Linked DNA regions of Homo sapiens: region 2 is linked to region 1. Evidence: read pairs that join two places in POLR2A ChIA-PET (ENCODE). Cell type or tissue: HepG2. All regions are shown on one strand. Region 1 overlaps BIRC6 (baculoviral IAP repeat containing 6). Region 2 overlaps BIRC6 (baculoviral IAP repeat containing 6).

Region 1 (2,500 bases):
GCTAGGCATGGCGGCACAGGTCTGTAATCCCAGCTACTCAGGAGACTGAGGCAGGAGAATCGCTTGAACTCAAGAGGCGGAGGCTGCAGTGAGCTGAGACCACATACTGCACTCCGGCCTGGGTGACAGAGCAAGACAGTCTCAAAAACAAACAAACAAAAAACATTTACTGAAAACCTGTTGCTGGACAGGCTGGGAATAAGCAGTAAAGAAAACAAACAAAAATCTCTACCATCAAGTATCTAACATTCTAGGCGAAGGACATGAGTTACATTCTTTTCAGAAGCTAGTAAGTATTCTGAATGCTATATAGAAAACTAAAGCAGGGGAGGAGAATTGTGGGAGTCCAACTAGAGGTAGGAATTGCCTCAGTGCCCACAGAGCTATATGGGGATTAAGTTGTAACAGGATGTGGCATCACCTAGCATCCTGTACTTTGTATGGTAACTGATGTGAAAGAGATCTCTACAACTGATGTAAAATAGAGACTATCAGAGCTTAATGACAGTGAGGCTACTTGGAGTGACGTTCAAAGTGATGGAAGAGAAGGTCATTTTACACCTTCCAGTGATGATGCAGAGGACAGGGTAGTATGACTGCCATTCTTTCCTTGTTTCCCCTTGTTTCCACATATACTTGAGTATGAAAGCCCATTTTCCAACCCATGAACAATGTCACAACATCCTACTTACTATAATTTTATAGTATTATAAGATACTATGTTATTCAGGAAAATCAAAATTATATCCAAAAGTTACTAACTGATAGGCATAAAACACAATGTCAGTACTTGTGAGGATGTGGAAAAGCTAGACTCACATATAGGTAAAAGCGCAAACAGGTATAGCCAACTGGCATTATCTATTAAAATTTTAAATGCCTATATTCTATGACTCAATAATAGCACTTGTTACTGTCTACCCTACAAAGAAATGTTCAATACAATACTGTTTTCAATAGGGAAAGCTGGAAATGATCTACCAGTAATACCATAATCAAACAATAACATTCACAGTAATACAATAATAGTGGGAGACTTCAACACCCAACTCACAGCACTAGAAAGATAATTGAGACAGAAAATTAACAAAGAAAACATTGGACTTAAATTGGACTTTGGACTAAATGGACTTAACAGACGTAGGACAGTCTACTCAACAATGACAGTATATACATTCCTTTCACCAACACATGAAACATTCTCCTAGACAGACCACGTTAGTCCATAAAAGGAGTCTTAACAAAATTTTTGAAAATCGAAATCATATCAAGTATCTTCTCAAGACCACAGTGGAATAAAGCTAGAAAACAATACCAACAGGAACATTGGAAGCAGTACAAATACATGGAAATTAAACAGCATGATACTGAATGATCACTGGGTCAACAAAGAAATTAAGGCAAATTTAAAAATTTTTTGAAATGAATGAAAATGAAACGCAACATCAGAAAAACTGTGGGATATAGCAAATGCAGTGCAAAGAGAGAGAAGTGTATAGCCTTAAAAGCCTGCATCAGAAAGTGGGTAACAAATCAACAATCTTACATGTACCTCAAGGAACTAGAAAAGTAAGAACAATCCACACCCAAAGTTAGAATAACACAGAACTAAATGAAATACAGCCCCCCACAACAAAAATATACAAAGCATCAGCAAACTGAAAAGCTGGTTTTCGAAAAGATAAACAAAACTGATAAACTATTAGCTAGACTAACCAAGAAGAGAGAAGATCCAAATAAACAGAATCAGAAATGAAAAAGGAATACAACTGATACTACAGAAATACAAAAGATCAGGGACTATTATGATCAACTCTACACTCAACCTAGAAAACCTAGAGGAAACAAGTAAATTCCTGGAAACATACAACCTCCTGAGATTGAACAAGAAACAAACTGAATTTCTAAACAAACTAATAACAAGCAGTGAGATTCAATCATAATAAAACATCTCCCAACAAAAAAAAAAAAAAAAAAAAAAAAGCCCAGGACCACATGAATTCACAGCCAAATTCTACCAAATATAAAAACAACATACTGATACAAGTCCTCCCAAAACTAAAAAAATTAAGGAGGAGTTTATTCTCTCTAACTCATTTTATGAGGCCGGTAATATGCTGATACCAAAACCAGGCAAAGATATAATAAAAGCAGAAAACTAAAGACCAATATCCCTAATAAAGTCAGACACAAAAATCCAAAACAAAAAACAAGTAAATCAAATCCAACAGCACATCAAAAAGATAATACAATAATGGCATGGTGGTTCACACCTGTAATCCCAACATTTTGGGAGGCTGAGGCAGGAGGATCACTTGAGACCAAGAGATCGAGACAAGCAAGGTCAAAAGAGCAAGAAAACCTGTCTCCACAAAAATAAAATAAAATAAAATAAAATAAGCCAGATGTGATGGCAAAAACCTGTATTCCCAGCTACTTGGGAGGCTAAGGTGGGAGGACTGCTTGAGACCAGGAGTTTGAGGCTAAAGTGGGCTACGAT
Region 2 (2,500 bases), 97 kb after region 1:
CGTTAAAAACAAAAAAATTATTATACTCCTCACAGAATTCATACATCAAACTAATGGAATGCACATTATCTTGAAAGATGTAGTATAATTTTAACTGTGATGATAATTTTTTAAAAAATCATTTCAAATCCTGACTTTGAGATCTCTCCCTGTTTTCATTAAAATCTCCCTTACCCATGGGAGTAAGAAATAACTGGAAGACTTTCTTATATAAGCCACTAACATAATCGAGCGATATATATTTTTTAATAGAGAGAAAAAAATTTACTTTTAATTAAATAAATGAGAAAAATATTTTATTGCTTAATATTTCTTAGCTTTGTTTTTATGGAAATCTCAAGAGTAGTACACATTTTGGTATGTCTATATTTTTTATTAAAATTTGGATTGAGATCATTGTAGTTTTTTGCTACAATGTAGCTTAAGAAATAATTAAGCTATATATAAATAAATTAAGAAATAATACAGAAATCTCTTGTACACTTTACCCAATTTTCTCTAATGATATTTTGCAAAAACTATAGGATAATATCACAAGGTATTGACATTGACAGAATTTGCCAACCTTATTTTTCCATTTTTAGTTGCACTCATTTGTGTTTGTCTGTGTACGTATTTAGTTGGATACACTTCTACATGTGTTAGTTCATGTATCCACAACAGTCAATACCAAAAAATGCCACCACAAGGTTCCCTCATATCCTTTTATAAGTATATCCACACTTCCCTCCTATCCTATCTCCCCCATCCCTAAACAACAGCAATCAGCAGTCGACAACAATGAACAAACAGACCAAAGAAGAGAAAAAACTCTCTGTTCATAAAGACCTTACAATCTGGTGACTGTGTTCTCCATACAGCATGTACACAGAAAGTTACTTTAAATATAAAGTACTAGAAAGGTATAGCCACAATTATAAATGAATAATAATTGAGTTAGCAGCTTATTAAGTCTTCCTTCTCAGAGAACACTTTCTAAATTACTACTATTGACACTTTTTTTTTTTTTTTTTTTTTAAGATAGTCTTGCTGTGTCACCCAGGCTGGACTAGTGGTGTGATATCAGCTCACTGCAACCTCTGCCTCCCAGATTTAAGGATTCTCCTGCCTCATCCTCCTGAGTAACTGGGACTACAGGCACACGCCACCACATTGGCCAGGCCGGTCTTGAACTCCTGGTGCCAACTGATCCACCCGCCTCAACCTCCCAAAGTGAGCCCTGCCTGACACCTGTTTTTGGTATCAGGAAAAAAAACATCACTAACGTTATTTTTAAAAATCCACTTGGCTGTTATCTCCATAGATGAAAAAAACTCTATCCTAAATTAAAACTAGCATGTACACATAATTTTTAAAACGTTAACTGAGAATTTCTACAAATCAGTATTTTCAGAAAATAATTTCCAAAGTTCTACCATTAACGTATGCAAGAAATATAATCAAGAAAAAAATCATTTTTAATTTTTTCTGAAACAGCCAGTTTTAATTATTGTACAAATACAACTAGTTTTCACTAAGCCATTTGGCAGTAAGTTAGTAACCTGATGACTAATCGCCCTGATTACTTTCGTTTATAATTCCTAGAAATAAAAACCTTCTACAAATCACAGTTACAACCATCAAAATGAGAGAAGTAATACTGACACCTGACCACCAATTATCCCTCAAGGCACCTTTTAAGTTTTGCCAACTGTCCCAATACTGTCATTCATAATGAAGAATCAAATAATGATATTTTACAGACAAATATTCACTCAGAGACACACTAGGTTTTGTTTTGTATCCTAATTAAATGCACTGAGTATAAACATTAAAAGATACAAATTACTACTACCTAAAATTGGTTAAAGGTCTCAAAAAGAAAAGGTAATTGAGGAAAATGCTTCTCATTTTTCCTGCAAAGGATTGAACTAGCTCATAGCTGAAAAACTTAGAAGTGAAAAATAAAAAACGTATTGCCAAGTCTACCTTTAAAAAAAAGCCCCATAAATCAAAAAATTTTTTAAATATAAAAAACAAAACAAAAAATTTGAAAAGCCCAAAGCTTTCACAACATGCCAGAGCTAAGGATTTTCATATAGAATCTTCTTACATCTTAAAGCAATAATAAAAATATTGTGTGGCCGGACACAGTGGCTCAGACCTATAATCCCAACACTTTGGGAGGCCAAAGTAGAAGAATCGCCAGAGCCAGGAGTTTGAGAGCAGCCTGGGCAACAAAGCGAGACCCCATCTCTACAAGAAACAATTTACAAATTAGCCTGGCACTGTGGCACACAGCTGTAATCCCAGCTACTCGGAAAGCTAAGGCGGGAGGACTGCTTGAGCCCAGGAATTTGGAGACTGCAGTGAACTATGATTGTTCCACTGCACTCCAACCTAGGTAATAGAATGAGACCCTGTCTCAAAAAAAAAAAAAAAAAAATACACACACACACACACACACACACACACACACACACACACACACGAAAAAGGAGAAAAAAGACATGGAAAAAGA

What was found. Peaks named below come from ENCODE experiments on the same cell type or tissue, not always from the same donor. Only the 100,000 strongest peaks of a DNase experiment are listed, where the experiment ranks them.
Region 2: POLR2A ChIA-PET joins it to region 1 with 6 read pairs; 2 of 35 experiments call an interaction of 5 or more read pairs at or near these places.

The regions. Positions count from the first base shown.
Region 1 is chr2:32,570,862-32,573,361 of GRCh38, reverse strand. All of the region lies in intron 65 of BIRC6 (baculoviral IAP repeat containing 6), which reads right to left. The region is part of intron 1 of BIRC6-AS2 (BIRC6 antisense RNA 2); the gene reads left to right. Among named protein-coding and RNA genes, the nearest start is that of BIRC6-AS2, 2.7 kb to the left of the region's middle. In HepG2, no CTCF peak of the experiment used is centred here; a DNase peak (open chromatin) is centred at 1,151.
Region 2 is chr2:32,473,677-32,476,176 of GRCh38, reverse strand. All of the region lies in intron 33 of BIRC6 (baculoviral IAP repeat containing 6), which reads right to left. Among named protein-coding and RNA genes, the nearest start is that of MIR558, 57 kb to the left of the region's middle. In HepG2, no CTCF peak of the experiment used is centred here; no DNase peak of the experiment used is centred here.